Regions from separate parts of the Homo sapiens genome. Here region 1 is linked to region 2. The links are chromatin contacts, found by POLR2A ChIA-PET in ENCODE. All regions are on one chromosome and are shown on one strand. The core of a region is the stretch at or near the end of the contact, and the rest is flanking DNA. Distances in the headings are between cores, read along the strand shown.

What was found. ChIA-PET counts read pairs that join two places held with the same protein, here RNA polymerase II (POLR2A).
Region 1: POLR2A ChIA-PET joins it to region 2 with 13 read pairs in naive thymus-derived CD4-positive, alpha-beta T cell. The contact joins the enhancer-like site here to the promoter of CSHL1 in region 2. POLR2A ChIA-PET finds 5 or more read pairs at or near these places in 2 of 52 experiments (CD8-positive, alpha-beta memory T cell and naive thymus-derived CD4-positive, alpha-beta T cell).

Annotation. Positions count from the first base shown.
Region 1 is chr17:65,072,845-65,077,688 of GRCh38, reverse strand. No RefSeq gene overlaps it. Among named protein-coding and RNA genes, the nearest start is that of GNA13, 19 kb to the right of the region's middle. Within about 2 kb of position 2,853, at least 19 of the 41 ENCODE cell types and tissues checked have a DNase peak (open chromatin) inside an H3K27ac peak, as active enhancers do.
Region 2 is chr17:63,908,993-63,914,094 of GRCh38, reverse strand. It overlaps CSHL1 (chorionic somatomammotropin hormone like 1), which reads left to right and starts at 2,837. Exons shown (of 5, transcript NM_022579.3): 1 at 2,837-2,908; 2 at 3,171-3,350; 3 at 3,560-3,675; 4 at 3,769-3,933; 5 at 4,187-4,487. The coding sequence starts at 2,899. The coding sequence ends at 4,384. LOC112268204 (a long non-coding RNA gene) reads right to left here and starts at 2,175. Exons shown (of 3, transcript XR_002958148.2): 1 at 1,836-2,175.

The DNA.
Region 1 (4,844 bases), core at 1,604-4,103, 1.2 Mb before region 2:
TCCCTGGGCTCAAGTGATCCTCCCCGCTCAGCCTCCCAAATAGCTGGGACTACAGGCATGCACCACCATGCCCAGCTAATTTTCGTATTTTTTTGTAGAGACAGGGTTTCATCATGTTGCTCAGGCTGGTCTTGAACTCCTGCCCTCAAGTGGTCCTACTGCCTTGGCCTCCCAAAGTGCTGGGATTATAGGTGTGAGCCACCATGCCCTGTCATATTTTTTTCCTTTTTTATTGGACTGAGAATATGTAGAGCAAGAGCCCAGGAGTTTAAGGCCAGCCTGGGCAACATAGCAAGAGTCTAAGAAAAAAAGAAAGAAAGAAAAAAAAAAAAACAATTGTTGAGTTTTCAGGTCAATGCTGGAGCAAAATGACACAAAGAAGCCTACTCAGCTGGGGGTCTGCTGGCCACCCATCCTATCAGGGTCCCACTAGCACCACCCAGCTAGTGATCATCTTAAACAAGGACTCCACAATTTTACAGTCTCCTCATCCTCTTTTTTCCCAGGTTCTCAAAGCTCCAACTCCCAGAGTAGGAGACAGGAGCTGAAATGAGCTGATGTTTACGTGGAACATGACTGATTGTGCTGTTAAGTGAAATAGATGCCAGAGGTTTTTGCAGGTGTCTGACTAATAAAGGGAAGGGACTTTTAATGTCCCCAGGTCCATGGTGAGAGCTGAGCACCCCAGAATGGGCAGGATAGGAGCGTAGAGGATCAAGGAACATGAGTGACCACAAGTCAAATCCTGTGGCCCAACCCCAGCCTCACATTTGGTAGCAGCCTGTTTGGGTAAACCCATCAGGATACGATTCCTCATGGCTCTAGCTAAAAAAATACATTTATTCATGCAGTGTCGTTGTCTGGGCCTCTGTGTGGCAGCAGTTCTGCTTGTGCCAGGAAAAAACTTCTAAGATCTTTCCATGTGAAAAGTGCCACAATGGCACTATCATTCAACCTGTTAAATGACAGTACTGAGCTAGGGGATGCACCTGACCATCAGGCATCTATTGAGACCTTATTGGGAACATTATTATTATTATTATTATTATTATTATTATTATTATTATTATTATTTTGAGACAGAGTGTCACTCTCGTTGCCCAGGCTGGAGTGCAATGGCATGACCTCAGATCACCGCAACCTCTGCCTCCTGGGTTCAAGCAAATCTCATGCCTCAGCCTCCCGAGTAGCTGGGATCACAGGCGTGCACCACCACACTTGGCTAATTTTTGTATTTTTAGTAGAGACAGGATTTCACCATGTTGGCCAAACTGGTCTCGAACTCCTGACCTCAAGTGATGTGCACGCCTCTGTCTCCCAAAGTGCTGGGATTACAGGCGTAAGCCACTGCGCCTGGCCAGGGCACTTATTATTAAGCCCTTAGGAAACCTGGTGGTCCCTTGCTCCTGGGAGGCCATCTTATTGATACTGAACTTGGTGCAGACGTCCAGTTGGCATAGTGCACTACAGCCCAGAACTCCAGGACTCAAGCAATCCTCCTGCCTCAGCCTCCCAAGCAGCTGGGACTACAGGTGCATGCCACCAGACCTGTATGCATGAATACCAGGCATAGAGTCACATTGGGGCTACCCTGGAGGCCGGCTACTGCTAGTACTAAATTGTGTATAGAGACCATGAGCTCCACAGGAGTTCAGATGAAAGGGAGAAAAATGAACATTAGAGGGCTCAGGGCATGTTCAGATTATTATCCGGTCTATAAGCTAGATCTTGAAGGAATGTCTTTCCTCATTTCTTTTTCTTCATATTCCTCCCGTCAGCAAAACTTGGAAAGAAAGGAGGATGGAGGACAGGACTGTCACAGTCAGAAGGGCAAGAAGGAAGCAGGGAAATATGAGGAAATGTTTAAAAAGAGTCGAGCAAGGCCTTATTTAGGGGCAGTGAAGAGTAGACTGACATTGAAAAGCATAAAAAGTTTAGAAATAATGAAGATGAGGCCAGGCGCGTTGGCTCACACCCATAATCCCAGCAATTTGGGAGGCTGAGGCGGGCGGATCACTTGAGGTCAGGAAATTGAGACCAGCCTGGCTACCATGATAAAACCCTGTCTCTACTAAAATAAAATAAAATAAAATAAAATAAAATAAAATAAAATAAAATACAAATACAAATACAAATACAAATACAAATACAAAAATTAGCCTGGCATGGCGGCACACTCCCATAATTCCAGCTACTCAGGAGGCTAAGGCAGAAGAATCATTTGAACCCGGGAGGCAGAGGTTGCAGTGAGCTGAGATCGCGCCACTGAACTCCAGCCTAGCGGACAGAGCAAGACTCTTGTCTCACAAAAAAAAAAAAAAAAAAAAAAAGACATAAGATGAAAGAAGCTGAAAGAAGCAGCGGACCCATCAAGGAGGGCCCAAAAAGCCAAGAAAACACATTTTAACTAGCTGGAGTAGAAAGTAAATGTTCGGGGCCTAAGGCTTTGAAAACAAATTCCTGCAGGTTTGTTTAAAGTGGAGAATTTGAGGCTGGGTAATGGATGGGGGGGGCGGGGGTGTGTGAAAAACTTCTCTAAAGGACATCTGCTTCCACACAAGTTAAGTCCTGATGGGGTCAAGGCAATACCAGGAAAGGGACTTTAATAGCTTCCTTATATCAGAATAGGAAACACAAGTTGATAAGAAGTTGGAATCCAGTATCCCAACTGGAGGGGGAGCCTCCCCAAAGGAAAAGCTGCAGTGGGAGATAGTCTGTGTTTACACAGCACGCCAGCAATGTCTGCAGTTTACACAAACCGTATCCTCGGGCCAGCCTGAAGATAGAACTGCCTGACCTAGAAAAGCCTGGGTCTGGGAGCGGTGCCCAGCCAGCTCCGGGAGGAAGCGCCTGCCCAGACCCACCCAGCCAGGGGGCTCTAAGCTGCTGGGACATGCTGGGGGCTGGGGGAGAGGGGCGGGGGCTGCCTGCACACTGCTGGCTCCATATTGCAGGCTGAGCAGAGCCATGACAATAGCTTAAGTATCCCTTTCACGTCCTGCACAGAATTACCTGTTCAATTCTTCCAGTTTATTCCAATGAGAAATAGGAAGTACCTCATGACACCCCTGCTTCATGACTTTGGTCCACTCATCAAAACCATAATAAAACCTAGTTTTTGTAGACCAGTGTGGGGTTCCCCAGTACTCCCAATAGGCTGCTCAGTGGTTTGCAGATCTGCGCTGCTTAAAGAAGTAGACATGAGGCCAGGCACGGTGGCTCACGCCTGTAATCCCAGCACTTTGGGAGGCCAAGGCGGGCAGATCACGAGGTCAGGAGATCAAGACCATCCTGGCTAACACAGTGAAACCCCGTGTCTACCAAAAATACAAAAAATTAGCCGGGCGTGGTGGTAGGCACCTGTAGTCCCAGCTACTCGGGAGGCTGAGGCAGGAGAATGGTGTTAACCCGGGAGGCAGAGCTTGCAGTGAGCTGAGATCGCGCCACTGCACTCCAGCCTGGGTGACAGAGCGAAACTCTGTCTCAAAAAAAAAAAAAAAAAAAAAGAAGTGGACATGAGTCAGGCTTTTATGGGTTTGAATGTGCACCATTCCTTGAGTATGACCTTGGACAAGTGCATTTTACTGCTCAGAGCTTCAGTTTTTCCCTCTGAGCAATGAGAAGGCTAATAGATGAGAACCCCTTGAACAGTGCCCAGCATGCAACAAGAGCTCAGCAGACAACAAGCGCCATCATCATCCTATTATGGTTGCATTATTATTCCACATCTGTGTCTTTACCCCATATGGTTCCCCAGCCCAGAACGCCCTCCTTCCCCTCTGTTGCCTAGGCTGGAATGCAATGGCCCGATCTTGGCTGCCTCCCAGGTTCCAGGGATCCTCGGCCTCCCAAGTAGCTGGACTACAGGCGCAAGCCACCATGCCCAGCTAATTTTTGTATTTTTAGTAGAGATGGGGTTTTGCCATGTTGGCCAGGAGTTGGTTGGTCTCCAACTCCTGACCTCAGGTGATCCACCCTCCTTGGCCTCCCAAAGTGCTGGGATTACAGGCATGAGCCACCGTGCCCAGCCTCTTCCTCTTCTTTTGAAACTCATGCCAAGCTCCAGGCTAGTTCTTACTGTCAGAGTCCTGGGCAGCTGTCCCTGCCCCCATCATGGCACAGAGGACTTAGCACTGTAGGAGCTGGGTGACACATTTGCCTCGCCCAGGTTGACTGTGATCACCCCATAAACTCTTACTCCCAGCATCTAGCCCAGTACCCAACCCAGGGTGGGCACTCCTCATATGTCTGAACAATGCAGCGTTGGGCTTGTTTTACATAACAGAAAGCGCAGTCCATGGGTCAGTCGCTGAGTGCCCGCAGCCTGTCTGAGTCCCAAGAGGCTTGCTTTTGACCTGGTCTGTCTGCGTGTGGTGACTGGACTTTGCAGAGACTCAGGGGAGTGGAAGATTAGGGAAGCTGAGGGGAAGAGGAGGAGCAATTTCCCCAGCGGAGCCTCCTCCATAAGGCACAGCAAAACCTAAATTCACATTAGAAGTAATGCATTTCCCAGGGAAGATGTCGGGGTAAGAAACAGCAAGCCAGAGAGCCCAGGGGTTGCTGCCTAGCCTTCCTTTTTCTCTCACTTCTGAGTTTGAAGCGCCTTTAATTCGAATCCCGTTTGGACCCAGCACCTCAAAGAGTTCCCTAGAACAAAGGAGTGTCTCTGAACAATCTCAGAGACTCAGGGCAAAGTCCAGGGTCACTGTGATTCAGAGGGTGGGGTGGGTGTTACACATTTTACATTTACGTTTTAAAAATCAATTAAAAAATACAGATTCCAGGGTCTGGGTTCAGTTATCTGTCTTAGGGAGTCATGTCCTAACCAACAGAATCACCCTGGT
Region 2 (5,102 bases), core at 1,588-4,087:
TCTAAGTCCCCAGCACTGGCTAAAAGGCCCTGTCATGGGGGCTCCCTGTCCCAGCTGACATTGGAGGAAGGATGGTGGGGGAGGCAGGGACCTTCTTCTACTTGGAGCTCAGGGACCCTCTTCCATTCGCACCTGGCTCCTCCTCTTTGCTGGTGCTGGAAGGAGCAGGGGAAAGTGGTGACTCCACCCTCCCTTGGCCCCATATTTTTCGGAGCTGGTATCATCGATGACACCCCTCTTGGATCCTCACACAGGCCTGCCTGGAGAACAGCTCACAGCACAGTGCCCTCCCAGCAGGTGATGAGTCTGGGGTGCTGGTCCGGTAATGCTTCAGGAGTGACGGCAGAAAAAGGAGCTCTGTCTTCCCCTCTGAAAGTAGGGAGATGGCAGGGCCCCAGCATTCACATCCTAGGCCACAGGGGTGTGGGTGTTCAATGTTGGTTGCCAACACCACAGCCAATCACTTCTAGAAGCATTTGCTTGTTTGCTTGCTTGTGTTTCTACAGTGTCAAGTGCTACATGCTCTTAAACTCAGGGTGGGGGAAGATTTCACCACTGGAGAGGGTGGTCTTTCCTGCTCTTATCCCTGGGGGCATCTGATGCTTGTGACTTCCAGATGGTATGGAAATAGCCCCAACCCTGGGCACCAGGAGACAGGAGGCTCAGTCCTGGCCTTCTCCGCCTCAGCCTTGTCCTGCTGTGAGGTTTCCACAAGGCACCCCATGCCACTGGGCCATTCTCACCTGGGAATTGAGAAAGAACAATCTGCCCCTTATGGAAAGACAAAATGAGGCAAAGGGCCCCTGTGTTGGGGGCAGGATCCCTGCACTCAGAGGGATTTAGAAGCTGAAATAACTGGGTTGGGGGCGGTGACTCACGCCAGTAATCTAAGTACTTAGAGAGGCCAGGGAGGGTGGATCCCCTAAAGTCAAGAGTTCGAGACCAGCCTGGCCAACATAGTGAAACCCCGTCTCTACTAAAAAAGTACAAAATTTAGCCTGGCGTGGTGGCGGGCGACTGTAATCCCAGCTACTAAACAGGGTGAGGCAGGAGAATCACTTGAACCCAGGAGGTGGAGGTTGCTGTGAGGCAACATCATGCCACTGCACTCCAGCCTGGGTGACAGAATGAGACTCCAACTGAAAAAAAAGAAAGAAAGAGAGAGAGAGAGACAAAGAGGAAGGAAAGAAAGAAAGAAAGAAAGAGAAAGAAAGAAAGAAAGAAAAGGAAAGGAGGAAGGAAAGAAAAAGAAAAAGAAAGAAAGAGAAAGAAAGAAAGAAAGAAAGAAAGAAAGAAAGAAAGAAAGAAAGAAAGAAAGAAAGAAAGAAAGAAAGAAAGAAACTAAAATAACTAAATAACTGAGTAACACCACACTACCTGTTCTGGAGAAAGGACTTTTTTCTTGTTGTTGTGGTTGTTGAAATGGAGTCACACTCTGTCGCCCAGGCTGGAGTGCAGTGGCGCGATCTTGGCTCACAGCAACCTCTGCCTCCTGGATTCAAGTGATTCTACCACCTCACCCTCCGGAGTAACTGGGATTACAGGCTTGCGCCACCACACACAGCTACTTTTGTATTTCTAGAGAGTTGGTGTTTTGCCATGTTGGCTAGTCTGGCCTTGAACTCCTGACCTCAAGTGATCCACCCACCTCAGCCTCCCAAAGTGCTGGGATTACAGGCATGAGCCACCGTGCCCGGCCTGGAGAAAGGACTTTAAATGACACAAAGTGGGAAGAGCAAGGCTGTGGAGATCTGCTGCCCTGGCTGAGGTAGCTCATGCAATCAGTCTCTCTGAGCCTCAGTCTCCTGATATGTGAAATGGGATGATAATCATACCTCCTACACAAGACAAGTGGCAGGTCAGACGTGAGAATGCACAGGCAGGCCCTTCGCAACTGGATAGGCTCTATACAGGTGTGGAAAGGAGGAGGAGAAAAAAGAGGACGGGCTTCCATGGATGGATAGGGCATCTTTCGGCGTGATGTGTTTTGAGTTCCAAAGCTGGGGAAGAGATTCAAATCTTCAAGAGCTCTTCCAACTTTGAGATTCTCTGATGGTTTCAGGGCTATGGGAGGAAGCGCTTGTGGTCCGTGTCTGTTCCCGGGATTTCGGTTTCTTGGTTTGTGTCTCTGCTGCAGGTCCAGGGAGCTGGGGCAATACCTTGAGAGTCTGAGTTCTTCGTCCCCAGTGACCTGGGGGAGCCCCCCACCCAACCCCCTCCCTCCGCCCCGCCCCAAGGCTCAGGGAAAGGGGAGATCAAAGTGTGGGGTTGGTTCCCTCTAGTGGTCAGTGTTAGCACTGCATCCAGCTGACTCAGGTGGGCCCAGGAGTCGTCAGCAGAAGTGGAATTCAGGACTGAATCATGCTCACAACCCCCACAATCTATTGGCTGTGCTTGGCCCCTTTTCCCAACACACACATTCTGTCTGGTGGGTGGAGGTTAAACATGCGGGGAGGAGGAAAGGAATAGGATAGAGAGTGGGATGTGGTCGATAGGGGTCTCAAGGACTGGCTATCCTGACATCCTTCTCCGCATTCAGGTTGGCCACCATGGCCTGCTGCCAGAGGGCACCCACCTGAACCTTAAAGAGAGGACAAGTTGGGTGGTGTCTGTGGTTGACACTCTGTGCACAACCCTCACAACGCTGGTGACGGTGGGAAGGGAAAGATGACAAGCCAGGGGACATGATGCCAGCATGTGTGGGAGGAGCTTCCAAATTATCCATTAGCACAAGCCCGTCAGTGGCCCCATGCATAAATGTGCACAGAAACAGGTGGGGGCAACAGCGAGAGAGAAGGGGCCAGGGTATAAAAAGGGCCCACAAGAGACCAGCTCCAGCATCCCAAGGCCCGACTCCCCGCACCACTCAGGGTCCTGTGGACAGCTCACCTAGCGGCAATGGCTGCAGGTAAGCGCCCCTAAAATCCCTTTGGGCACAACGTGTCCTGAGGGGAGAGGCGGCGCCCTGCAGATGGGACGGGGGCACTAACCTCAGGTTTGGGGCTTCTGAATGTGAATATCGCCATCTAAGGCCAGATATTTGGCCAATCTCTGAATGTTCCTGGTCCCTGGAGGGATGGAGAGAGAGAAAAAGAAAACAGCTCCTGGAACAGGGAGAGTGCTGGCCTCTTGCTCTGCGGCTCCCTTCTTGCCCTCCGGTTTCTCCCCAGGCTCCCGGACGTCCCTGCTCCTGGCTTTTGCCCTGCTCTGCCTGCCCTGGCTTCAAGAGGCTGGTGCCGTCCAAACCGTTCCCTTATCCAGGCTTTTTAAAGAGGCTATGCTCCAAGCCCATCGCGCACACCAGCTGGCCATTGACACCTACCAGGAGTTTATAAGCTCTTGGGGAATGGGTGCGGGTCAGGGGTGGCAAGAAGGGGTGACTTTCCCCCACTGGGGAAGTAATGGGAGGAGACTAAGGAGCTCAGGGTTGTTTTCTGAAGCGAAAATGCAGGCAGATGAGCATAGGCTGAGCCAGGTTCCCAGAAGAGTAACAGTGGGAGCTGGTCTCCAGCATAGAAAGCAGTGGTCCTTCTTGGTGGGGGGTCCTTCCCCTAGGAAGAAGCCTATATCACAAAGGAACAGAAGTATTCATTCCTGCATGACTCCCAGACCTCCTTCTGCTTCTCAGACTCTATTCCGACATCCTCCAACATGGAGGAAACGCAGCAGAAATCCGTGAGTGGATGCTGTCTCCCCTAGGCGGGGATGGGGGAGACCTGTGGTCAGAGCCCCCGGGCAGCACAGCCACTGCCGGTCCTTCCCCTGCAGAACTTAGAGCTGCTCCACATCTCCCTGCTGCTCATCGAGTCGCGGCTGGAGCCCGTGCGGTTCCTCAGGAGTACCTTCACCAACAACCTGGTGTATGACACCTCGGACAGCGATGACTATCACCTCCTAAAGGACCTAGAGGAAGGCATCCAAATGCTGATGGGGGTGAGGGTGGCACCAGGGGTCCCCAATCCTGGAAGCCCACTGGCTTCGAGGGCTGGGGGAGAGAAACACTGCTGCCCTCTTTTCAGCAGTCAGGCGCTGACCCAAGAGAACTCACCTTATTCTTCATTTCCCCTCGTGAATCCTCCAGGCCTTTCTCTACACCCTGAAGGGGAAGGAGGAAAATGGATAAATGAGAGAGGGAGGGAACAGTGCCCAAGCGCTTGGTCTCTCCTTCTCTTGCTTCACTTTGCAGAGGCTGGAAGACGGCAGCCACCTGACTGGGCAGACCCTCAAGCAGACCTACAGCAAGTTTGACACAAACTCGCACAACCATGACGCACTGCTCAAGAACTACGGGCTGCTCCACTGCTTCAGGAAGGACATGGACAAGGTCGAGACATTCCTGCGCATGGTGCAGTGCCGCTCTGTGGAGGGCAGCTGTGGCTTCTAGGGGCCCGCGTGGCATCCTGTGACCCCTCCCCAGTGCCTCTCCTGGCCCTGAAGGTGCCACTCCAGTGCCCACCAGCCTTGTCTTAATAAAATTAAGTTGTATTGTTTCATCTGACTAGGTGTCCTTCTATAATATTATGGGGTGGAAGGTGGTGGTATGGAGCAAGGGGTAGGTGGGAAGACGACCTGGAGGGCCTTCAGGGTCTATTGGGAACTAGGCCACTGAAATATAAGAGGTTTGGCTGTTCCTGGGCCAGAAAAAGGCTGACATATCACTGCTGTCTATTACTCACTAAGGCCATTCCACCAGCTCAGTGGTCCCAGCTTGCTGGTCATAGCTCATTGGTCATCCCAGAGATGACTTGAAGGCATTTCTTCCTCCCCCACCATCACCAGCAACACCAAACCTAGCCCCCCAGGAGCGGGAAGAAATGAAAACAAGATGGGCTATTAAGTGCAGAGGCAAAAACTCCCCAACAGGTGAGGAAACAATGGCATAGAATTACTTGTGTTCGGAAGAATTTTAAGATGAATATTCCTTAAGCCCAACTACTCTCGGGAAATGAGAACAATGCAAAAATGAGTTTGAGACATATGGAACCAGAGCATTTGGAATCTGAATTAGGGCAAGGGAAGTGGAAGAGAGATTTTATTTGCGGGTTGTAAATGCAGTGCCAACAGGTGCCAGGTAGATAACAACGTAAGCAATGAGGGCTGGA